Regions from separate parts of the Mus musculus genome. Here all the other regions are linked to region 5. A link is a loop called in an ENCODE intact Hi-C map of the cell type or tissue named here. Cell type or tissue: left cerebral cortex. All regions are shown on one strand.

Evidence for each region. Peaks named below come from ENCODE experiments on the same cell type or tissue, not always from the same donor. Only the 100,000 strongest peaks of a DNase experiment are listed, where the experiment ranks them.
Region 1: a loop joins it to region 5, with 3 times the contacts of the local background. A loop is called at or near these places in 6 of 42 quality-filtered maps.
Region 2: a loop joins it to region 5, with 3 times the contacts of the local background. A loop is called at or near these places in 12 of 42 quality-filtered maps.
Region 3: it touches region 5 in a loop (4-fold over the local background); 8 of 42 quality-filtered maps call a loop at or near these places.
Region 4: a loop joins it to region 5, with 7 times the contacts of the local background. A loop is called at or near these places in 9 of 42 quality-filtered maps.

The regions. Positions count from the first base shown.
Region 1 is chr6:50,377,237-50,382,236 of GRCm38, reverse strand. All of the region lies in intron 2 of Osbpl3 (oxysterol binding protein-like 3), which reads left to right. Gm52900 (a long non-coding RNA gene) reads right to left here and starts at 545. Exons shown (of 3, transcript XR_003956428.1): 1 at 476-545. In left cerebral cortex, no CTCF peak of the experiment used is centred here; DNase peaks (open chromatin) are centred at 279, 3,008 and 4,146; H3K4me3 peaks cover 417 bases; H3K27ac peaks cover 4,219 bases.
Region 2 is chr6:50,453,767-50,458,766 of GRCm38, reverse strand. It overlaps Osbpl3 (oxysterol binding protein-like 3), which reads left to right and starts at 2,413. Exons shown (of 24, transcript NM_001347213.1): 1 at 2,413-2,942. In left cerebral cortex, a CTCF peak has its summit at 2,817; DNase peaks (open chromatin) are centred at 3,282, 3,441, 3,842, 4,346 and 3 more places; H3K4me3 peaks cover 2,745 bases; H3K27ac peaks cover 2,276 bases.
Region 3 is chr6:50,406,997-50,411,996 of GRCm38, reverse strand. All of the region lies in intron 2 of Osbpl3 (oxysterol binding protein-like 3), which reads left to right. Among named protein-coding and RNA genes, the nearest start is that of Gm52900, 28 kb to the right of the region's middle. In left cerebral cortex, no CTCF peak of the experiment used is centred here; a DNase peak (open chromatin) is centred at 2,526; H3K27ac peaks cover 32 bases.
Region 4 is chr6:50,397,017-50,402,016 of GRCm38, reverse strand. The region is part of intron 2 of Osbpl3 (oxysterol binding protein-like 3); the gene reads left to right. Among named protein-coding and RNA genes, the nearest start is that of Gm52900, 18 kb to the right of the region's middle. In left cerebral cortex, no CTCF peak of the experiment used is centred here; DNase peaks (open chromatin) are centred at 2,779, 3,206, 3,736, 4,636 and 3 more places; H3K27ac peaks cover 3,506 bases.
Region 5 is chr6:50,314,570-50,319,569 of GRCm38, reverse strand. All of the region lies in intron 17 of Osbpl3 (oxysterol binding protein-like 3), which reads left to right. Among named protein-coding and RNA genes, the nearest start is that of Gsdme, 55 kb to the right of the region's middle. In left cerebral cortex, a CTCF peak has its summit at 2,320; DNase peaks (open chromatin) are centred at 1,145, 2,047, 2,234, 4,887 and 1 more place; H3K27ac peaks cover 3,228 bases.

The sequences.
Region 1 (5,000 bases), 63 kb before region 5:
AGATGGAGAAGTTTTTAAAGATGCATTAGCATTTTGCAGAGTGACTCGGTTGATAGTCTTTTAAGTTAAAATGCCGCGTGCAGTGGCCAATTGTTAAAACTCTATCCTGTGTCTCCCAAGCTTTCATCAGTTAAGGGAGGGTAATGCCACCCACGGGTAGAGTTCAAACCACCAGGTGCTATTTTAGGTTCTTGGGTGGTGCTGTCTCTCCGTACCCTTCAGACTGCTAAGTCACATCCTGCTCTGCATTTTAATCTGCTATAAATTAGATGCCACAGCATAGGTCTGGCGTTCGGTGCACAAGTGAAATTAAACACCCCATGAAGAGAAGGGAACTCTGCGTGTAAGCCTATCTGGCTTTGTGGAAGACCACGTGAATCTATAGCCCAACCCCCTGAAACCCCAGAAACAGCTAGGGAGTCTGTCAAGTTCCTTAGTATCAAGTAGAGTCAGGCTCGGGGGTTTTGTAGCTTACCATGGTGACTCTGTTCTGAAGCCAAGATTGAGAAATGTCACAGGAAGTGGACTTCTTCCAGCTCCATTCTTTGCAGGGCACTTTTTTTTTTTTTTTTTTTTTTTTTTACTGTTTAGCTAGGCGCCGCCCCATCTTCTAGACTCCACCCAGCACACCTGCCAGCAGCCCCGTGTCCTGTCTGCTTCCTTTTACTCACATGCTGCTCATTTTCTTCCTTATGAGCTAGAGTTACTTAGTTTCCTTTGCCCGGGCTGAGACCAGCGCCCTGCACAGAGCCTGTGCTTTCCAGATGCACAATAATGGAAGTTCCTCCATGTAGTTGCTTTTTTTTTAGCTTTCAGTCTTTCACTGTGGCACCCATTATTATTCCATGTTGCCTCATAAGTTTCTTTCTTTTTGTTTGTTTGTTTGTTTATGTGTGTTATATATCTGTGTGTGTGCAGGTGCATGTAAAAAGCAGAGGTCTGTGTTGAGCATCTTCCTTAAGCACTCCACATCACTATCTTGAGACAGTCTCTCACTAAACTTGGAGTTCACAAGACTCAGAGATCTTTCTGTCTGCCTTCTCAATGCTAGGCTTACAGATGTGTACTGCTATGTCTAATTCTCAACATGGGCACTGGGGACTAAGCTAAGCCATATTCCTGCCAGGTAAACACTTTACCTGCTTTGGTATCCACCCCCCACATCTTTGTTTTTGTTTTTTGAGGTAGTCTCGCTGGGAAGCCCAGCATGGCTTCAGACTAGCTTTCCTGGGATACCTTCCAGTGGGCTGAGCTTACAAGCTGTGCCATCCCACCCAGCTTCATAAATGTTTCTTTTGAGATACAGAGAAATAAGTAATAATAACCAACAAAACAAAACAAAACAAAACAAAACAAAAAATAAAACGGCAGGAGGAAGAGGAGGTTGGGCCGCACTTGACTTTCCATGCAGGTGCTAGACTTACTTCCATTCAGCCCAGGAACTCTGATTCTCCAACAAGAATATTTAGTCACCCTGATCTGTTCTGGCTCTTGGAACCATGTGGGTGATCATGCAGCAAGGAGAGTGCTAGTTTGTTGGAGAAAACATCTCACTGGAAGAATGGCTCTCCACTGTTGACTGAGAATTGGATCTCCCCTGTCAGCCCTATTCAGAAAATATGGGATTATTTAAGGCAAGCATGATACCTACCTGGAACTTGAAAACCCTCCTCATTTAAACAAGGAGGAAGATTTTTATCCCCAGGACATCCTGTTTCTGTTCTAGAAGCCAATCAGGGAAGAAGTGGCTGGCACTTCCAACTGAGGGGCACAGAAATAATCCAAGAAACCTAGTTTTAAGGAAACTTTTTGTCTTTATAGGACTGACATCATTTATGCTAAATCCATAAGACTCAAAACATAAGTGACTTTATTAATAGGCTTGAATTCTGTTTTTCTTTTTCTTTTTTTTAAAGATTTATTTATTTATTATATGTAAGTACACTATAGCTGTCCTCAGATACTCCAGAAGAGGGCATCAGATTTCGTTACGGATGGTTGTGAGCCACCATGTGGTTGCTGGGACTTGAACTCAGAACCTTCAGAAGAGCAGTTGGCGCTCTTAACCACTGAGCCATCTCGCCATCCCCTGTTTTTCTTTTATTAACTGTCCAGATACAGTTACTTCTATGCTGGGATGGTGACCAGAAGTCATGGCTCTCATTTCTAGGCCTAGTTCTGTGTCCTGGTTGGAATCTGATGGACCAGAGGCACAGAATGATGTTTCTACCATCAGGACAGAGTAGACTGTGGAATGGAAGCTGCTCTGGAGGCTGTGCGGTCCGTATGGTTTGAATTATGGCAGTTAGAATTGCAGGGCCAGCATGCTTGCCGAGAGATTTGCTAACCTGATCAAGAGAGTTGAGCGGAAGATTGGTAAGAAGGAATAGAAGAACATTAAAATGTGATTGAGTGGAGAACAGGAGTATGAGAAAGTTTAGGAGGGGGCTGCAGATGTCCTGAGACTCAGCAGGACCAGGGCTGTGCATCCCTAGGCAGATGGAGATGGAGCTTTGTCAGATGCCAAGCACCTTGCTAGAAGGAGGGTTGATGGCTCATTTCCCCCTGCAGGCTTTATTCTCCCCCCACCCCCCAATAAACTCTTAACTTCTCCCTTTAGTTGCTGTCCTTAGAAACCTGAGAAAATAACGCAGGGGCTGCCTCCTTGTGTTTCCTTCAAGCACAATAAAGAAGCCTTGGCCAGAGACATAAAGTGGCAGGGAGAGATGACAAACTAAAGAAGTATGCTTTAGACATGGCTGAGGGCTCTACAGGCATTTCAGAGAAGTCTGTGAATGGCACGCATGAAAAGGAAGACATGCCCACAAGGTTTCTGAGCCTGTCCCAAATGGAACAGGAAGTGAGGCGTGTGCCTGTGGGAAGACATGTGCTCCTAATAACTCTTGCTACCAATCTTTGGACATGGCTTTTCTACAGAGTGCAGAGCCGGATAAAATGCCGCCTGTAAGTGGGATGCATCCCAGCCTCCAGCCGTCAGGATGCAGAGAATGACTCCAGCTACAGGAAACATGACTAATACTTTCATAGTCCAAAAGTAAAGCTGGAGTCCAAAAGGGAAACAAAGCTGTTTGGGGATGGGGAGAGGTGGAGGAAAGGCTTTATGGAGAAGGCACTGTCTAAAATGGTTTGAGGAGGATGGAGGACATTTCTGCAGATGGGGAAGAAAAAGCGGGTGAGGAGGGGTTCCATGAAGACAGATGAATGAGGATAAAGGCGTGCCACTGTGGGAGGGTGGAGTACCCTGAGCTTTTATGAGTGTGATATTTTGGAGATGGAGGTTGAGTAGTAGCAGCTAAAATATTGGCATTTCAAAATTTCCTGTCATCAACATCTGTTGTCAGGTGAGAAAACCACCCATTTAGTAATGTGCATCAAGTGGCAGAGAGCTGGAGTCCAAGGACCTCCGTAAACGGTATCGGTATCGTGGCAAGTGTCACACGCCGGCTTTGCGATGTCTACTTACCCTCTGCAGCTTGGGGATGAGGAGCAGGAGGGAAAGCCTGGGCCGTGACGAGGTCATGGGACTATGAGATGAGTAAGGAAGTAAGCAAGGAGAGAAACAGGATCCGTGGTTTTGAGAATAAAAGAATATAAAGCCAGTCGGAGGTGATGAGCATAGAGGAAGCCACTCTTGGTATTTGGGAATCTGGGAGGAGTCTGTTTGGATGAGGGCTGTGTGGTTGGTTGGGAAATCAGAACCAGGTGTCAGCTTGACCGCCAAGAGAGTTACTAGGAGCTTTGATGTTGGAGGGATCAGTCCCGGGCCTCAGCAGGCTGTGGGGAGGGGAAAGAGCTGGGTGTGAGCTGCCTTACTGAAACTCTGGGCACAGGTAAGATCGCCGAGAGTGGAGTCGTCTAGGAAGAATACATGAGGGCAGAACCTTCATAGATGCCTCTGGTAGCGCTTGTACTTCCCATGAGCATGCGCAGGACAGCTAAGGCGTGGAAACACCCTAAGGCCCGGGGACCCGTGAATGCATCAAGAACCCAGTGCCAGCATGTGGCCTGTCATACAACCAGAACAATCCTATTGCAGACAAAAGCATGGATCATGTGTTAAGTGAAATTGGCCAGTTGCAGAAAGAGGAACACTGGGCAGCCTCACTTATGTAAGCTGTCTGAAATAGTCACACGCAGAGACGCAGCGATGGGAGGAGGGAGAGAACAGGATGTTGCTGGGCTGGTTACAGGGTTGTGTTTCTGCAAGGTAAGCTCTGGAGATCTGGTGAGCAACCTCCTGCCTGTAGATAAGAAGCCTGCGCGGTACACCCGAAGTCTGCTAACTTCACATTAAGTACTCAGCCCACAATAAAAGTAAACACACAGAACCCATTAGATGCTGTACCTACAGATATAGGTTTAAGAGGAAGCAGAAAACATTCTCCAGCACATGACCTGGGAAGGCCCCAGGGTGGTTGCACAAGCATGCTAGAGTCATGTCTGCAGAGCTAAGGTTTGCAGTGAGCTGGGCTCGTGAGAGAAGCTGGAAAGCCCGAAGACTATAAGGCTGGAGCCCCAGACCCAGAGCAAAAGCTGCTGGGTTTGGTTCTTTTTTTTCTTCCTCTTCACAAAACAGCAAATCAGGTTGTTCCATCTTTTTCTAAGGAGAGCTAACTGGACAGGACAGGCTGAACATGGGGACATCACTCCTTATGGTGAGGCAGCCGGAGACAGGTGCCCCGCTGAGTCAAGCGACCCAGGGTGGTTTGGCCCCAGCACACAGCAGAAGACGTGTTCCCTCAGTCTTCTTGGGAGTTGGGTGGAGAAACTGTTGGGTATAATGATTGAGATTGGTACGAGGTACCCAGAGTGGATGGCCTCTGGGAAGACTGTTAAAGGGACTATCTGAAAAGCTCTAGACTAATACGCAACCCTGGTTGCACACCTTGATCTCCAGACCAGAATTTACGAGAAGATACTTCTATCTCAGCTTCATTCTGGAGTTACGGCTGATGTGGTTCAGGCTCCCACAGACAATG
Region 2 (5,000 bases), 140 kb before region 5:
AACTTCAGAGGCTAAAAAGCTTCAGCCAGACCAGGGAGATGTCTCATGGGGTGAAGACAGTTGCCACTAAGCACGAGTTTGATCCCCAGGCCCCACATGGTGGAAGGAGAGAACCAAGTCCTGCAAGTTGTTCTCTGGCCTTCACATTTATGCAGTGCTGCGTGTACACACACACACATACACACACTGACATTTGATAAAAGGAAAGAAAGAAAGAAAGAAAGAAAGAAAGAAAGAAAGGGAGGAAGGAAGGAAGGAAGGAAGAAAGAAAGAAAGAAAGAAAGAAAGAAAGAAAGAAAGAAAGAAAGAAAGAAATTAAGCCAACGTAGAAAAACCCTACAAGGTGGTGGAGTCTCTAGAAAGATCAACAGCATTTGTTCAGCTCTTCAGAGAAGAAGACTCTCGAAACTTACTATATGCAACCATTGATCTTTCTCTAGTACATTCAGATCGTTGTGCTAAAATAGGACTGTGGGGAAAGCTAATTTTAGGACAGTAACGAGCTTTTGCAAGATAATTAACTCTGCGTGGGTTTCAACTTTAATCTTTCCCCTCTTGATTTGTAGGAGTGGAGCGCCTGGAAGTTTATTTAGAAGAGGAAGTGAAACTGAAAAGACTGGCTGAGATTCCTCTTTCTTGGAGGCAAAGCACTTTGAATATGAACAAATCTCTCATCCTGACTCATTAACTGCCTTCAGTACCAACAGGGAACACACAGTCAGCTTGGAAGAAACTTAAGAAAAATCCAAGGACAGGATGCCAGCTTAAACAATAAAACCATAGCTTTCTGTCCAGCCTTGGCTACTAGGCCATTTGGTACAGGCTACCACCTCGTTGTGTTCCAGGTAACTATGAATTAGGCTCAGCACAATATGTGTATGTATATAGTTATGTGATTGTGTAATCTGGCGTGTGAACTTTGGAGACGATAAACACCATTTACAAAGTCCAAAGGTTGGATTTGCCTGTAGCAAAAACATTTCTGTGGGATAAAAGGCATGTATTCGGTAGAAAAGCTGGCCTGGATGCAACAAGATGATTTGGAGTAGGGAGGGGAAAAAAAGTGAGTGTGACTCAGGCACCTGAGCTGGGCGTGGGCAAGGTGCCTCAGGCCTGCTCCTCGGTGCTCCTTCCGGTTTGGTGTAGTTTAGGAAGCCCTGCATCATTTATATAGGGATTGCCGAGTGCTAGGGCTCACAGCATCAAGAAAATCTGCTTTCTTCGTCAAACTTCCCCGGCCACCTGGCAGAGCCAAAGACAGTTCCAGAGAGTGTATCCGTGGAAGGTTCCAGAAAGTGAATATCCAAACCTAGTGAATGAAACATGGTTTATACAGATGTGAGAAAGAGCCTCAGAGACGTTCATACAGGGTCAGCCTGACAACGGTCAGCCGCTGGTGGAGGCATGTACTTGGCACTCTGGAACATCTAGAGTGTCAGCAGCTGAGCCAAAGGAGCCAACATGCCCAGTTCGGTGAGGCAGGCCAGATGGATCTTAAAGGGGTTAAATACATCTGCAGTTCCTAGTGCCCAGAAAGCGTTTCCTGAGCCTGAGAGCTGCTGAGTCCTTCCTGCTATGGGAGCCTATTTGAGAACCTCCTCCCAGAGGACTTCAGGGGCCTGAGCTTCTTCCATCACCCCTTCGGAGGCTCTCTGCATGGCGCTCTCTGTGCTAACAGTTCACCAATGTTTTCCTGATTATTCACATATATATATATATATATACTCTCTTTGGTTTATCGTCTGCGTCCTCTCTAAAATGTAGGTTCTGAGAGGGCAGAAACCCGGTGTGCCTTTACCGCAGGTGCAGGATCACATCTGTTCCTGGCATTCATCATTCCCTGCCCACCGGGCCACCTGCGGCGCTGGACTCATGTGCGGTTTGCAAATTGACCTCAAATTATCAGTGGCTGACATCCAAGCTAGGATTCTGGCAAGTGGGCGGTGAAGTCGGATGGGCCTGGACATCTAGCCAGATGCTCCTGCGTTTCGATCGCAAACTACACTGCATCTTCTTTCCTAACCTATGGACGGGAACTGTAACAACAACAACAACAACAACAACAACAACAACAACACCTTTCTCCCTTCCTGCCTCCTCTGTAACCCTATACCAATCTGGACAACTGCTTCTGGGGGCCAGGTCCCCAAAGTCCGAACCAGTTTCTAATATCTTGTGTCTAACCCTTGGCTCACCACATATTTCCCCCTTATTTATTCTCAGCTCTTTTCAGTGTTCAAGTGATTATTGTCCGTTGGACTACTTTAGTCCCCTGGAATCTTCTCCTTAAAACAGCTCCTTTCGCGCGAACCTCAACTTCCTCCTAAGTCATTCACTAAATATTTATTGAAAGCCTAAGGGGCACACACTACTCTAAGGATGCTGGGAGCCGCTGCCCCGCCCAGCCACACCTACCATCACTCTCCACCGCTCCACACGCCCTGAACCCTGGCTGGCGTCACGGAATCCGCCTGCAGCTTCCAAGTCCAACGCCTCACCGCCTTCCCCCGATGACTCCTGATTGGTGGGAGTGGGAGCCACTCTGCTGCCCCCCCTCCACCGCCCTTTTCACGTTATTCCGCCCAGTGGAGAACTCAGGCTCCTCCTCTTAGCTCCCTCCCCTCGCTCCAGCTCTTCAGCTAATTGCCCGGCAGCGCGCGCCCTAAAGTTCTAGGCGAAGTATTGAGAACTGGTCGCGGGGATCGCACACCGGCCAGTAGCAGGGGACCAGGGACCCCGGCACCAGGAGAGCTGGTGCACTGCGCGGGCTCTCGCCCACCATCTGTCTGCGAGCAGCGCTCGGCGCCCCAGTCTCCTGCGGCTGGTGCTGGAACTGCCGTCGGCTGAGACTTGCAGGGACCCGAGAAGCCCGGTTTGCGTCCTTCTCGGTCTGAAGCACGCACTGGGGAATCGAGAAGCGTCCCCAGCAGCGGAACACTTAGGTGAGCAACAGGGCGTCCGCCCGCCTGGGGTTGAGCTGTGGTGGAGGCCCCGAGAAGGCTCGGGGACGCAGCCATTCTCTATGGTTCAGACTGTGTCTGTGGTGGTCCCGGGAAGCCCGGGTCCACGGGGCAGCCCTGAGACTAGGAGGTCGTCTGTCGTGTAAGCGCCAGTTTTCTGGGAGGAAGCACTCTGGTGCTGCTCACCCTGGAGCTGTGCCCCTCGAGTTACAGCCTGGCGGGGATGGACCCGGAGAAGGAGCGGATCTCAGGAGCCTGCGTGCGGGTGCATGAGGATGCCGCGTAGAGGAGCTGTCCCGGCACAGCCTGGCGCTGTGACGGGCTGGAGGCACAGGAAACCTGCTTAATTCTGCCAGGAGGAAGGCTTTACTACACCCTCGAGCTTGGGGCCCTGCGGTGCAGGCACCTCGCTCTTCGGCCTCCCCAGTCAGGTCACACCGCTCCACAGTGTCTGCACTGGGACCGAGAGCACCCTTCCCTTGGGGCTTCAAGCACTCAGCGGGTGATTGGTGCCTCTGGCGTCTCCCGTGGCATTGTCTTGTGTCCTTCAGACACTTCTTAACCAGCCGCGCGCCTCCCAGACTGTTGGAGCTGAGAGGGACATAAAGTTGTCTCTCACCTTGTGTCAGGGAACGGGGCTGGGGCATTGGAGTCCCCTCCGATGTCGCAGTGCCCTAGGAATCTGATTACTTGATGAGATCGTTTGGGTAGTGTATTTTATTTACACTGTAGCTGCAGAAGATGGTTTCAGAGATAGGTAAGCATAGCTCTGACTTTGGGTCATCCACACTCAACACTCTAAGCATCATACAAGGTGAGGACCTCCTTTTGGCCTCCAGAAACCTTCAGACAGATTGCAGTGCATCCAGGCTAAATGTCCATTCTGTCCATCAACTCCACACTGCCCTGTTTGCAGCTCTTCACAGAGCCTAAAGCTGTCTGGAATCATCTGCTTGTTTTTCCATCTGCCAGCCTTCTTCCGCTGCTAGGATGCGAAGTCCTGGGAAAGCAGAGACCAGGTCCTATTTCTCGGTCGGTCCATCCTCAGTGTGGAGAAGGCAGCTCTCCACACTGCAGCCTCACACTACACATTTATGGAATGAGTAAATGTTAACTTCTTCATAATCTGAGACTATTGATTTCATGGCTGGTTTGGATTTTCATCTTTTTCCTTTTTTATCGGAAAAATTAATAAATGGCAGTAACTCCTGCTGATGAGCATGCACTAACCATCAAGGTATTTGCTGGGAGCTCTGTGTAGATACATATAGATGATCCCTAATATTATAGTTGTCTGATTAGCTAGATTTTTTTAAGTCCCCTATTTTAGATGTGTGTTTACAACCCCGTGCTTTTTTAGACAGGTGTGTGGTGGTTAGAGGACTTTAGGAGTTGGTGTGTTCTCCCTCTCCCTCTCCCTCTCCCTCTCCCTAGTTCCCTCCCTCCCCACTGTGGGATCCAGGAAGCAAACTCAGGTAGAAACCAGGTTTGCTAACAACCCGTCTCCTTGACCCAAGCTACACACTTTAGGCATTTAAGGCTCTTGCAGGTTACCCAGTTGTCCTAAGGTTATTAAGCTGTACTGTGACTCTAGCCTGTTTTCTATTTTGTTGGGTTACTTATATTTTAAAAATCAATTAATTAATTACATCCTAAATGTTGCCCCTCCCAGCCCCCCCCCGCCCCCCCCCCAAGAGTTCCTTCCCCCCAGTGTTGAATTACTAATAAGAGACGAAAATATGGTTTCCACTTTTGCAGGCAGTGGATATGTTGTTCAGCTAAAAGTTCCCGTTTTATTCCTGAGATCCATTTTCAGTAATGACTACCCATTGTAGGCCAGATAATACCAGACTGCACAGGACGAATTATGTCATAATCTTCACCATCTTGATAGGCTCTGTCACCGGAGGAGACTGCAGCAGGGTTCAGGAATTTGCCTGGGGTCAGTAGCAATTCCCCGAGGTCTTCATTATCTCTCTGACTCTAAACCCTTAGCACCTTCCCTCAGACTCTGATGTCTCTTCTCCTGCTGTTTAATCA
Region 3 (5,000 bases), 92 kb before region 5:
GCTGTCCCTGAATTCACTCTTTACCTGATTTTTGACTCCTTTATCAACAGTTGATTTTTTTTAAGGTTTATTTATTTATTATATGTATGTGAGTACACTGTAGCTATCCACACCAGAAGAGGGTATCAGCTCCCATTACAGATAATCTTGAGCCACCATGTGGTTGCTGGGAATTGAACTTAGGACCTCTGGATGAGCAGCCAGTGCTCTTAACCGCTGAGCCATCTCTCCACCCCTCCTTGCCAGCATTTTAACATCTTTTTGCAGATTCCAGGTTCCCAGACTCTCATCTTCAAAAGTACAAGTTTCTTTCCGATCTCCTTCTCAACCTCGGCATGTATCTTTGTTTCTTTTTCTCTAGATGCAGAGTTACTAGGAGAAGCCATCCAAGCTTTGCTTGTACCATCCCAGCCTGTAGAGCTGCTACCATCTTTGGAACTCTCAGTGACTGGACTGGGATACTACATTCTAAATCTCCAGTCTCCCAGGGCTTCCCTCCTGTGTGAATGGCTTTGGATGCAAGTATCAGAAAACCCATGAAGAAGTCTGGAAGCTTTCAAGCGTCCCAGTGGCTCCATTCATTGTCTTAAAGGGGCAAATGTATTACTCAGGCTTTGGCCCCTGTGTGCTGTTCCTCCAAACATTGCCTAGAGGCTCATTAGCCAGGGTTTTATGTTAGGAGCTTGCCTAAGCTTATCTATGGTAAGAGGCTTGGGCTTACCTCAGAGGTTTAGAATCTTCCATTTACAGCCTGGGGTTGAGAGTGAACTCAGGCTCCATACAAGCATGTAGCTCTCCAGTATAATGGGAACATACATATAAACACACACACACACACACACACACATGTATATGTGTACATACATACATATACATATATACATGTAGTTCCAGTGACTCTCTGTATAGTGGGAATGATGGTGTCCATGAGAGTGACTGCTAGGCTGGTTGCAGAGGCTTTCACAGCCCCTACTCCCCTGAAGCCTTTTGCTCTTTGATTTATTTGAACAGTGTGTTTCATTTCCTGCAGTAATTTTGCTCCTCTCTTTCTCTTAGGCTTTGCCTTCCCTGTTATGTGGCCCTCACTGGCCCTTCTTGTTCTGCACTGACCTTGGTCATCCTAATGATTCCTATGATTTCATCTGATAGCTCTCAGCTCAGGATTCTGAAATCCGCCTCTTGCACCCCTCATCCTTATTCTTATGTTTGGCATCTTGTTGAATCAGTTCACTTATAATGACAATTAATAATTCTCATGTTTCCCGCTCTCCCTAAAGTATGGGACTTTTCATTTTCCTCTTTCATTACTGCACTTGTTATTTCAAAACATAGATACTTCAGTAACAAACAAACAGCTTATTCAGTTTTTCTTACAGCTAGGTACTGTCATATGACTAAAGCTGGCACATGCATATGCCTATGTGTATGTGTGTACCTGAGTGCATGGATATGCATGATGAACATGCAAAAGAGAGGGGTGGGAGAGAGAGAGAGAGAGAGAGAGAGAGAGAGAGAGAGAGAGAGAGAGAGAGAGAATGAATCACCGAGACAGAGACAGACTGACTTAGCAGCCACCCAGAAGTCTAATAAAAAGACAGCTGTTTAGCTGAGAGCCTATCCTTACTGGTTTTCTTTTCCCTTCATCTTGTCTTAAAATGGAAGATGACAACATTTTAGAAGCTGTTTTGGACCTTGTAGAAGTCTTGGAATCCAGGGTAGAAGGAAGGATGCTGGGTACTTTATGCCCAAAGAGTGGACCAGTCAATTTTGGAAAGACTTTCTGTAGCTTTTTATGTAACAGGTGGTCTAATTCAGGTCTCATTCAGGATGCTATAGCAAATTATCCCAAACTGGGCAGTTTATAAACAGCAGAAGTCTATCATTCATCATTTTGGAGGCTGATAGTCCACTGTCAAGGTGTTTCAGGTTTGGTGTGTGTTGAAGGCTTTGTGCCTCACAGATGGTCTTTCCTCTGTCTCGGGGCAGACATCAGGCAGGACTGCATACTGGGACCCTTTAAAATCAGGCTAATCGTGCTCTAGACTAATTACTGCTCAGAGGTCTTACCTAATCCCTCACTGTGGTGACTAGGTGTCATCCTGTGTGACCACGGGGGTGGGGGTGGGGGTGGGTAAGAATGGAGGACACAGACACTCAGGTCAAGGCAGCAGCTAAGCTCTACCCTCTGCCAATTTCAGCCAGATACATCTCAAAGCTGTTTCTGCTCTGTTGCCTAAGCAGAACATAGCTCTGTAGTTCCCTCTCAACGTTTCATGGGATATACTTTGGGGAAAAATAAACCAAGCAAACTATTCAATATCTACAGGTTTGTTCACACTAAATAGTGTGGCTGTTGGAAGCAGGGGCGACGTGCAAAGTGGAGAAAGCTCATGTTTTCTTAGTGGAACTATCATTTGGTTCCACTACAGACAGTGCCTGCAGGCACCAGCGCTGCGAGGCTGAAGGGCTGCGGAAGACAGGGTGGTAGGTTAGAGATTCTTGGCAGTTAAGTAGCTGGTGGGAGCCAGTAGCACTGTGGATGCAGCACTCAAACTAGATACGTAGAGTGCCGCAAAGGTGTGTGGGTGTGTCATATGTACGTTTTGTTTGCAGCTGCATTGTTTGAACACGAAACGGGAAGCAATATAAATGTCTGGGTGGATAGATATCTGTATATTTCACCAGTACAATTCTGTAGAACAGCTCAAAGGAAACAACCAGGATTACATGTGACATATGGGCAAGACTGAAGAATAATGTACAGAAAAATAAGTTGTTGATTATTGTCTTAGTTAGGGTTTTACTGCTGTGAACAGACACCATGACCAAGGCAAGTCTTATAAAAACAACATTTAATTGGGGCTGGCTTACAGGTTCAGAGGTTCAGTCCATTATCATCAAAGAGAGAGCATGGCAGTATCCAGGCAGGCATGACGCAGGAGGAGCAGAGAGTTCTATGTCTTCATCCAAAGGCTGCTAGTGGAAGACTGACTTCCAGGCAACTAGGGTGAGGATCTTATACCCACACCCACAGTGACACACCCATTCCGACCAGGTCACACCTATTCCAACAAGGCCACACCTTCATATGGTGCCACTCCCTGGTCCAAGGATATACAAACCATCACAATTATGTATAACATGAAGTCATTAGCTAAAATGAAAATGATTCACAGATGCCCTACCAAAGGCCTCTCTAACGTCCACTAGATATGCTCTTAGGAGCTCAGCTATTTATCTCCTCTTCCATTCTTTCTATTCAACTTGCTTTTCACCTTAGTACCAGTCTGGTTTCCTGCTGCATGTGGGTCAGGACTGACTGACATCAATGGCATTCAACATGTTTGCCAGAGTCATCTTTCTGAGCCTATGTCTACCCTGTCTTCAGCAGCCCCACCCCTCCCCGCCGTCCCCTGCAGCCCTGCTGCCTGCAGGCCCTGTCCCTAGCTGGAATGACTGTTCTTCACCTTGTCTTTTTTTGTTCACCTGGCAGAAGTCTGCATAGAAATCTTCAAAGCCCAGAGCTGGGGTTGTTTTTTGGGTCAAAAGTGGACATTTACTTTCCCATGGATGTGCGGACTTCATTCTCGCAGGAGGGGCAAGAAGGTGGCTCGCTGGCCTGCAGCTTGACCTTGTTAAGGGCAGTGGTCTTAGGGGCATCTTAAGGCCTCGAGGCTCTTTGCCAGATTATTGTGCACTGTGGAGGCCACTAGAGGTTGCATTGGAGACCGTCTTCATTTCTTACAGGCTGTGAATCATTCCTAACTAAACAGTTTTCTTTTCCTGTCTGGGATCAGGTTGAGGAGGACTTTTCAAACTTAATTTTTGAGGAAAACAAACAGGTTTGGATCCCTTAGTCATGAAGTTGGTTGTATTTTAGGGAGCAGTGGAGATAATCCTGCTGATGACTCCTCTGCCAGGAGGAACCTCAGAATGAATTAGGTAGAGACAAAGGGATTGCTTTTAGGAGACTGTGCTGGCCCCATGCAGTGGATTAACCCCAGTTCTAGGCAGGTACTCAAAACCGAGCTATCACCTAGTCCCTTCCTTACAGTTTATAGATTTGGCAAAGTGTCTCACTTCACTGCCCTGGCCCTCACATCCCTCTGTAGCCCAAGCAAGCTTTGAACATGGGGTCCTCATGCTGAAGCCTCCCCAGTAGCAGGGATGTAGGCCTGGCTGCCACGCCCTCTCCTCCCTCCCTTCTCCTGTCTTTCCCCTCTGCTTTACTTATGCTATTTCTGTTCATTGCAAGATAAACATCAGAGAACATAAAATAAAATTTACAGAGGAAAATTAAATGTCAGTGTTTGTAGGGGGTGAGGGCACCCCCAAATACAGCAGTGCCTTGCATGGAAAAGGGGTCCAACAAATTTTCCAACAAAACCTAACCTCTATATTATGTTAATCGATCATTGCCATTCTTTTTAAATTCAGGCAGAATGGTAACTTTATTGTCTAAATTTTATTTTACTGTAGATACAAGGGAGAGTGCAGCCAGAGGCAGAAACATCTGGGGAGTCTGAATCAAACAAGTGAAGCCATGTGAGGAGAGGGGAAAGTATTGCTGACCAAGAAGGGTGGCCCAGGCCAGGAGACCAGTGTAACCAAAATGGTTGAGTTATATAGGGGCCAGAGAAGCTGGGGAGGGGAGTTCCGCCCAATAGCTGGGCTGGAGAGTTCAGAGTATGGGGAGGGTGTGCCAGCCAAGAGGGCCCTTTAACAGCTAGAGACTGAGGGATGCTGGAAGAAACAGGCAGCCAGCATTCTCTTTGATATGTTAATGGGCACCTTAGGCATTTGTCCTGGGTTTGAGACCTAACAGTTATGAATATGTAATTATTTTAAATAAAAAAATCTCTTATGCCTGTTTTAGTATTTTACTGTGTATTATACAGCCTGTGGTGTAAATGCACCATCCACTGTCAATCATTTAATGACTTTTTTGTACCTATTTTATTTTTTTTAACTACCACAAGCCACTTGACCATATTTTTCAA
Region 4 (5,000 bases), 82 kb before region 5:
ATGGCTCCTGCCCTCCTCCTCCAACTCTGCCTGTTCCATTAACCTCACCTTTCCTTATGGGAACCAAGAGACAGACATGGCTTCTGGCATTTGCTTAGAAGCTGGTAGGGTTACCTCATATACGCAGCAGCACAGGTTGAGACCGGGGTCACTCTGTGCAGCTTAAGGCTTCAGAAGGAAAATACAAATGGCCAGAAGTGCGTGTTTATGCATTTTCACCGAGAACGTCTAAGAAGTAGGTGTAATTTGAAATTAAGCTCGGATGACCACCACAGAGCAGGGGTCAGCAATGCGGCCTGAAGACCCAAGCAGAGGAGCATCAAATGAGGCTTCTTTCTAGATGCACGTGTATTGGGGGAGTTAGTTCTTCTTCATTGACTAGGGTGTATACCAACTCTCTCGGAAAACCACAGCCGTCATGCAGAACATTGCTGGCCTACGAAAGGACTCCGACGCTCTTAGCAAAACTGATTCATAACAAGAACTTCAGTACTCTTTGGTCCAGCTTACCTATTTATTTTATACTTATTTACTGATGAGGGGGCATGCTGGTGGCAAGGTGTGCATGTGGAGGTGAGGGGACAACTTAGTTCTCTTGTTCAACCATGTGGGGTTTGGGGAATCCAACTCAGGTCATCTGGCTTCGTAGCAGGCACTCTCCCAACTGAGCCATTTAGATGGCTCTTTACTTAATTATTTATCACTAATAGGAAAAATAAATGAGATGAGATAGTTTGTTTTTCTGACACCCGAGGGCTCTTTGGTGAGAAGGTTGGTTACGACAATCAACCCCCTAGCTCCTGACCCATTGTTCATTATACCTAATTTGCCCAGTATCCTAAGGATGCGGGTTTCTTCGTGAGGAGGAACAAAATGGAATTCATGCTTTAAACTTTGAAATTTCATAAATTAAACTCATGGAAGTTTACATACTCCTGCACACGACTGACTGAAGCCTGGCATCCCACGTGTTGACCTTGGTCATGAGAGCATAAAGTGGAGAAGCCACTTTGGAACATAAGTTGCAGTCAGTAGAGTTAAACATACCCAGTGGCCTACACATTTGCCCCAGAGAAGGGCCTTTATGCAAATGTTCATGGCAGGTTAATGTTGATAATCCAGCCTTCATTTGTTTGTTCATCAGCCCAGATCAGATAAATTGCACTGGTATCCACTGAGCCATGGGAATAAGGAACTGGGAATCTGAATGACACTTACTGGAAGCTGGACCCAAGCTTTGTACATTGTGCTGTCCCAGGGCTAAGGAGTCCTAGGACAAGTCACACGATGGCAGTAACAGAGGACTCGGGTGTGGAGCTGCAGGCACACCGCAGACTGTGAGGGAGGTTTTGAATGAGACGTGTTCCCTCTTTGACAGAAGTGGTGGTTATGTAGGTGGATATAGTTGTTACAAACGCATCAAACTGACACTTAAAAGGAGTGCATTTCAGTATATCGAGTATACCTTAATACAAGTTATTTTAAAAAGAGCAGAGGGCAGGTAAGGCTCTGGAGGGCAAAGCGTTACTGGTCGAAAGCACAAACTACTTTTGTGATCTCAGTGACTCATCTCCGGTCTCCTTTTTTGTCATACTGTGGTCCTTCTGTCATTGTCCCTTGCCACTTGTCTGAGCAGACAGACAGAACTGAGAGCCAGCATGCCGTGAGGAAACTGAAGAGTCCACCCATGCACAAGTTATTTCTGTACCCCTGGGATGTTTTGCCATCTTATGCAGCAATTGTAAGAATCACTTTGAGATCCAGTTATTAATTATTTACTTACCAACTTTTTCACTACATACCTGTATATGCAAATAAAATAATACCCAGAAAATGCCAAGAGCTTTTTTGTTCCCTGGAGGAAGTAGAGAGGGTTTGTAGAAAGAGTAGGTAGAATTTATTGTCATATTCTCAGCCTAAAAAGTCTAAAAATAAGAACATTGGCGATCACAGTTAGTGTTCTGAGTCATAAAATGTAAATCCCGTAAGCCTGGAGCTTAGAAAAATGCTGTTCAGAAACCTCTAAACTGCATATAAAATGTATGTCTGCCTTCTGCCAACTCCCCTGCCAGCTCCTGGCTTCAGAGCTGTCTCTGAAATATCTAGGACTCACTTTGAACATGAGTCCCTGAAGGTGGGACCAAGATGGAGAGAATGGGGCATTGTGTGTCCCCCCCCCCCCCCCCCCCCCCCGCCAAGAGTGCTCCCCTGTCCTGTGCCTCTTGGAACCCGAGACTCATCGTGGAACAGCTAATTGAATAATCATCAGTGCCCATATCTACTCAAATCTTTTTAATCCCTAACTAAGAGAAAACAAAGGTCAGGCCCTTTGCCACACTGCTTTGTATGAAGTGTTATCTACCTTATCAGCACTGCCCTGTGGCTGTGAATAGCTCACTGTAGGCTGTCTCCATGCTGAATACCAAGAAGGCCCTTGTGACAGGGCAGGGAGATGGCTCTAAGTCTAAGAGCAGTTGCTACATACATACACATGCTGGCCTGAGTTTGAATCTCCAGCATCCACCTAAAAATCAGGCCTGGTCCTACACGTACCTGTAACCTTAGTACTACGGGAGGGGGAAAGGGCAAGTTGCAGTGAAAAAGAAAAACCTAATTCCAAGGGAATAAAGCAGGGATCAACAGTGGAGTGGTCCTGATGGTCTCTTCTGGCTTCCATATGTGTGGCTAATACATTCCTGTACACACAAGTGCACACACACAAGATAGTTGATTCCAGTTACTGCAACAGAGAGTGTTCTAGGAGCCCACCCACTAGCCGGTTTTGGCTCGCTCCATCACACCTCTGCAGAAGGCTGGCAAGGGCTCCTTTTAGTTTTTCAAGGACCATCTGAGAGAAGCCTCAGGTAAACCATCTTGCCTCAGAAGTAAGCTGTGAGAGCCCAAGTATCTGTTCACGTCACCCTTTTCCGTGTTTGAAAATGGGTAAAGCAGAGGCCATGGAAGAATGGGAAACTAGTTGCCCTCTTAACTCTACCAGCGTTAAAGCGTGAAGAAGAAAGCCTGCTCGGTCACGCTGTTTTGGAAAACCCATCTCCCTTCCGGTTTCCATCGCTAATCCGGACCCATGACTCTGGTTGCTACAGCTAGAGAAAGAAATAGGCAGTGAAGTGTGCCAGGCAGAGCAGGGAATGCCAGCTGCGTTTTAAGCCCCTAGAAGCTGAGACTGTTCCTGGAGGATTTTTCTCCTCGGTTTAGCATGGAAGGAAAGCTGGCCTTGCTTGTGCTCACTTGTCACCTGTCAGGCTCGCCCACTGGCCATTGAAAGGAAGGTGGACTTTACCATTAAATGAGAAGGACAGCAGGGAAGTGGGGATGCTTCATTCAGTATTGGGGTGTTTACGCTGGAGTTAGGGTGTTTCTTCTGCTCAAGAAAAGACACCAGTCTGCTTTACAGCAAGGAGACATGATCCTCCATGCTCCAAGGATTGGACAATAAGTAACCAAGTCAGGTGTGTACATCCACGTCAACTCAAACCTGCTGGCCTGCACTGCACGGGCTCCTGGGATGTGTCAAAGGGCTCACAGAGAGGAGTAGCTCACTGTGGCTCAGTGAAAATCATACCAGAAAGATTTCTGTCTCAGTAGTGGCTCCTTTAGTCCAACACTGTGTGCATGCAATGGGATTTAAAAATAAAATCCAAACCGTTCCCTCGCGCATGTGTGTGTGCATGTGCGCGTGCGCGTGCGCGTGTGCCTGCCCATGTGCCACACACAGAAACAGAAGAGGGGCACACTCATTCCAGGACAGGCGTGTCAGCAGCTCCAGGTCTCCAGAGCTCTAGAGGATGGGTGCGTGTGGCATCTCAGGGCCTCCTGGCCAAAATCAGGTTGTCCAGTGGCTCCTTTGGGCCTCAGGAGAGCTGATTAGGTTGAAGATAATTGGCATTAACAAAACACTTATAAATGGAGTTAACTCCCTTCTTGCAGAGAGTAAACTTAGCCTTACATGTAAGGGCAGGCATGGAAGAATTGTTTCAAATAGTGTCACCATGTCAAGGTTGGGAAGAAGGGCTACTGAGTGACTGCTGTTTCCAGAGTCAGTAATTCTGCTCAGAAACCCATCCTGGTACTACTGAGCTAGGAAAATCCCAACTTCATAACAACAAATACAAAATCAGATGGGAATCAAGAGTTCATGGTGCAGTCCCAGCCCTTGGGAGGTAGAGGCAAGAGGATCATGACTAGTTCAAGGTCATCTTTGGCTACATAGCAAGCTCAAGGGTCAGCCTGGGCTACATTAGACCCCAGCATCACTCAGTGGTAGAGTGTGTGGTTCGAATGCCTGAGACCCTGGATTCACACTCCAGCAACCCTGTTCCCCATAAAAACCATGTAAGGGTTACAATTTTCACAGTTCTTCAAATTCATTTTATTTTTACGTAATTGGGTATAAAATGTTGAATAAGCTGTTATTGAATATTGAAATTCTGAAATATTGAAAATCCAGACAATAAGAAAGGGGAGGAATGGGGTGTAGCTTCTTTCCATGTCTTTGGATGTTTTCTTGCATCCATTTCTCCTGTCTTGTGTTGTCCTAGTTTGCTTTCTGCTACTGTGATAAAACTCCATCATCAAATGCTGCTTGGGGCGGGGCAGTGTTATTCTGCTTACTCTTGCAGAGGCAGTGCCCGAAGCCTAGACTTCTCACTGGCGCATTCCCCATGGCTTGCTCCCCAGGGCTTGCACATCTTGCTTGTTTATACTTCCCCCCCCCTGCCCCCCAGGATCACGTGTCGTGGTGAGGCACTGCCCACAATGGCCTGAGCACTTACATCAATCATTAATTAAAAAAAAAATGCTTCATAGATTTGCCTACAGGCCAATTTGATGGAGACATTTTCTTAGTTGAAGTTTTCTTTTCCCAGAAGACTCAAGTTTGTGTTGAGTTGACAGAAAACCCCTAAGCAGCACCTGTGTTTTTCGTAGTTCCATGCAGTCGAGGCGCTGTGAAGGGGAAATGGGAAAAGCAGGGTGGGAGG
Region 5 (5,000 bases):
AATAAGCAGTGTCCTTTTTTTTTTTTAATGTTTCCTGTGTGCCTAGTACTATTGCAGATGCCCAGACCCCACAGTGGAATGGGAGGCTGTAGAGACAGACAAAGAGTCCCTGTCCTCATCTAGTGGATAGCCATGTTGTCCTTCTGTGGCCTGGGGTCCGTGAGATCCTTCCACGAAAGTTAGCATGGAAGGTTCGGGAACCTCGCAGCTCACATTAGAAGTGCAGTTCTGTTTCAACAGACTGTAGAACTCTGGGCAACTTAACTTAGCCTCTTTGTGTGTCAGTTTCCTCTTTAAAGTGGGGGTGACAGCCACCACCAGTGATCTGTGGGGACAGAGAAGGGTCTGGTCTATGAAGTTTGGCTGCTCTGTGAGATTCCTGTCCTTATTGCTGTGTGAGGGCTCGAGTGTACCGGGGAATGAATACCCCCATGTGTTTGCCCATGTGGAACACTCCTTCAGCTAAAATAGAAATCGCACCTTTAGAAAGATGAAAAGCACCTTCCTCCCCTTTCAGGAGACTACGTCGTCCTTACTTTGATATATTTCTCTCTCAACTCCTAGAAAACTGAGGATAAAGAGGGAGTGGGGGAGGGGGTGCTGAAACATTCTCTGCCTTCTGGTTATTTTTGTCAATGGATTTGCATTATAGGACTGGGAGAGACAGAGTGGTGAGCTTGGCTTTTCTTTTCTGCCGCCCACCCTTTGTCTCTCTTTTTCTTTGAGATGATCTCACTGCAGATGCAGTCTGGCCTCAAACACACTCTCTTCTGGCCTCAGGCACTTGAGTAAAGGGATTACAGGTTCAAACTTCCACACCCAACCTCCCAGAAACTAAAGAAACTGCTTGTCCTAATGTAGTATAGGCTGGGAGTGGTCATGCCTCAGGTAGGAGGGCTGAGAGTTCAAGGTCAGCCTTGGCTCCATAGAGAGGTCTGGAGCAGCTTAGGCTGCCTGTGAGACCCTACCGCAAAGAAGACAAATGCAGAAACCTAAACCCAGAACAAGTGTGTTCCCTGGAACTCAGGAAAACGAATATACAGACACCCCAAATGTATTGCCAGTGGCTTCCCAGGTGAAAAATCAGATAAATGTTGCTTAATATGGGCAGAGGGGGAGGCTAAATCGGTAGTTAAGGGATCCAGTAATCTGTCTGATTCAAATTCAGCTGGGTTATTTAAATACTGAACTCAAAATGGAATGAGGATAAATGAAAACATGATTTGGTTACCATGGTGTTATATGCACTCTTGTAAAAAGAAAAAAAAAATGAAGGCCCAAAATAGCCCCAAACTACAGCTGACAATCAGGGCAGGAGGAAGAGCTGTGAGGGGAGAGGGGCATGTGAGGTGGGAAGGTGAGGGGCAGCCATGGAGCCCTGGAGGGGTGGCACCAGTCATGGGGTCTGCCAGCACATCTGCTGTGGCACTTGGAGAGGAGGACCAGAGTCCAAGGGCAGGTACCCCTGTGCCCAGAGACATCACCAGAGAGGACCAGATACCTTAGTCTGTATGAACTGGATCCCAAGGCAAAAGCAAACACACAAAAACCATCTGGCCGTTGTCTGCAGCAGAGGCTGTGCCCCTGTTTGCTTGGTGTGCAGCCTTTCGTATGGAGCCTCAGCCCATGGAGCCTCAGCTGTGTCCTCTTCCAATGGGAGTGACAGTGCATGGCCTGTGGAAGGATGCTGGCACAGTAATACGCTCACCTGAGAGAATGCCTGGTTATTGTTCTCATGTTTAGAGAGAACTTTTAAGCATCCTTAAATATAGAGTGTTAAGAGGAGTGACAGAGGCCCAGGAGGGAGGATAAGATCTGCTGTATCCCCCTGCTAGCACTGGAGGCTGAACACTGCTGTGAGACAGAAAACAAGCCCTCAGGCAGCCTTATGCTGGCTTTGCTGTCCTAATGACCACTGGTCCTGATAGAGGCGGAGCCACATCCTCCATTTGGATTTTAGCCTTGTGACTTAAGTGGCTGCTGCATTTAGTGTGCCCAAGAAAAGCGAGCCTCTTGGGACTGGGATGCTACCACTGTCTGTATTTGCTATGTATTTGCTGGGACAGGTGGATTTCCCCATTAGCAGATTATGTGAGAAGCAGGATTATTATCACAGGAGAGTATTCAATGTGAAGATGTGCCTTCCTTCTGCCATAGAAGTAGATCAGAGTTCAGGTCAGAGTCTCCTTTTTATGGGGTGCTGGGTATATCTCAGCTCAGCTCTGCACACACACACACACACACACACACCTTCCTCCTGTTCTTATGCAAGTCCTCACTAGATGACTCACTGTTATATGAAGCCCTCTAGCGTAGCATATCTAAGACACAGCAACATCCTTGTCATTTTATGTCTGTACCTGCTTGTGTGGCTTTTCGGCTTCTGACCCAGGAGACCGTCTGCCCCATGGAGGCAGCATGAGGCTATACTTATCCAGTATGTGCAGGTGACAAGCTTTTAAAATTTGGGAGGATTCTGTGGTTTCCTGTGACCTCTAGCAGTACAGATGTCCAAAGAAACATAGTAATGATTTGAGTAGGGGCCCCAGTTTAAGATTGCGTGTGTGCACGTGCATGAGCTCATGTGCATGTGTGTGCACACACTTGTGTGCTCAGGTGCTCTTGGAGGCCACAGGGACCACTGGATCCTTGGGAACTGAAACTATGGGTAGTTATGCGCATTTAGTGTGGGTGTCGGGAACCAAACTTGGGTCCTCTGCAAGAACAGCAAGACCTCTTAGCTGCTGAACCCTCAATCCATCCCCCTTTACAATCTTTCTTTTTCATGGCTTAAGATGTAATAATAACAGAGACTGATGAGGTTATCTGAGTACTCAGGATGCTAAGGCAGGAGGATCACAATTTTGGCTAGCCTGGGATACCTATTGATCTTGTTTCAAAAACAAAGAATCAAGATTAAATAATTACCAAAGACTCAGCAGTTTGGGCTACCTCTTCCCGTGCATAGAGAGGATTCCAACCTCAAAGATCAAGTATCGCCTGTGAATGGGCCCTTTCTATGTGCGTTCAAAAGGACAAGCCCTAGACTTTTCAAACTGCTTGGTATCTTGTAGTATTCTCATCTGAAGATACTGAGAGCAGATGTTAGCATCAGTATGCTGAGGTCAAAACAGGCTCTCTGAATTTGCTTTACAAAGAAATAAATGCAGCACAGAAAGGTTAGAAAGATTGGATATTTATTTACCTTGAAAGTGGATCATGTGGAAATGGACAATCTGAGAGACTTGTTAGGAGGATTCTATAAGAATCCAGTTAGGACACAATGAGGGATAAGCAGTCAGGGTGAGAAAAAGTAGTCAGATTCTGTATCTATTTTGAAGTTTCAGCAGGTAGACTGTGACTTTTTTAGTGATTATTTGGGGGTCCTCACATCATGTATCCTGATTGTGTTCACATTCTAGTCTTCCCACCTCTGTCCTCTCCCCCCTTGACCTTTCCTCTCAAAAAAAGGGGGGAAGGAGGAGGGAGAGAGAAAGGTCTATTTTGTGTTGTTCATGTACTCACTGGAGCATGCTCAAATTCCTAGTGGCCCTACACCTTGCCTTCGTGGGGCAGCTGGCCCCGCCTCTCTCCAGTGGTTTCTGGCATGGATGCAGGCAGAGAAAGATTTTTTTTCTTTAAGTGGTCATGAAAAGACATCTTAATGGTGTGCTGTGGCTTGAAGCAGTACAAGAGAGACATCTCTGGATGCAGTCCCTGCTGTGCACAGAGAGAGAGCACAGTGTAGGGTCTGGGACCAGATATAGCACATCGGTTGGGAAGGTGGTAGGCAGCAGGTTCTATGCTGAAAGCCCCTGCTTCCTAACTTATAAAATAAGGTTAGTGAAGACAATTAAAATTCCATCTCGCCCAGGCCAGGAAGAGGTCACTCAGTGTAAAGGTGCCTGCCTCCTAGCCTGATGATCTGGGTTCGAGTCCTTAGACCACACTGACACCTTCCTACAAGTTGTCTACTGATCCCCACATGCTAACACATAACACACAAACTGATGCAAAAGAAGTTTAAAAAGTTAAAAACACAAAAACCTATTTTCAGTTCATCTAAAGGCAGTTGACCAAATACCATTTTATTGATCTGCTATAGTGGCTTTAAAAGATCATATCTGTATTCTTTTGTTTTGTTTTTGTTTTGTTTTGTTTTTTGTTTTTTGAGGCAGGGTTTTTCTATGTAGCCCTGGCTGACCTAGAACTCACTCTGAAGACCAGGCTGGCCTCAACTCAGAAACCCGTCTGCCTCTGCCTCCCAAGTGCTGGGATTAAAGGCGTGCGCCACCACTGCTCTATATCTGTATTCTTATCAAACGTATATATCACAGGATCTCCTTTAGCCCCTATGGGCAGTATGCTTCTCCCTATATAGAGAGGAATCCAATGTCTTCCATATGAACCACATGCTTCTCCCTGTTTTATAAGATTTAAAATGATTACGGAGCAGGCACATGGTGTTTGTATACCATAGTGTGCTTTGAAGTTTATATTCGGTGATTTTCATAAGTGTCCCAAGTTCCTGGTGACGCTGTATTACTCGTTCCTACACTCCATAATGAAGATATGTCAGGTGAATAGAGACCTGGGGTTGGAGGAGTTAAATTTTTCTGATTTAACTGCATGCGATCCTGCAGTTTAAAAACTGACTAGACTATTTTGAGAGCTGTCACGTGGGAGAAGGGGGAATGATAAAACACTTTGAAGCAGAGGACTGCCTTGATTATAGGAGTTGGGTCCCTGAGCTAGCGAAAAGTCCTCTCCAAACCTCCAGAGAGAAGCAGGGGTCTTGCTGAGTCAGACAGCACATGGGGAACTAAGATACATCAAGCAACAGCAGGGTTCCGCCTCCTCCTTCCCATAGCCGGGATCTCATTGAGGAATCTGAAGGTGTGGGTGCTGTTTTTGTCTCTGTCTGCTCCCCAGTCTGTCAGTTAACACCGTGGCAGGCTGTCTGGGGATCCTTCAGCCCTGCAGCTCTCCATGTACCCATA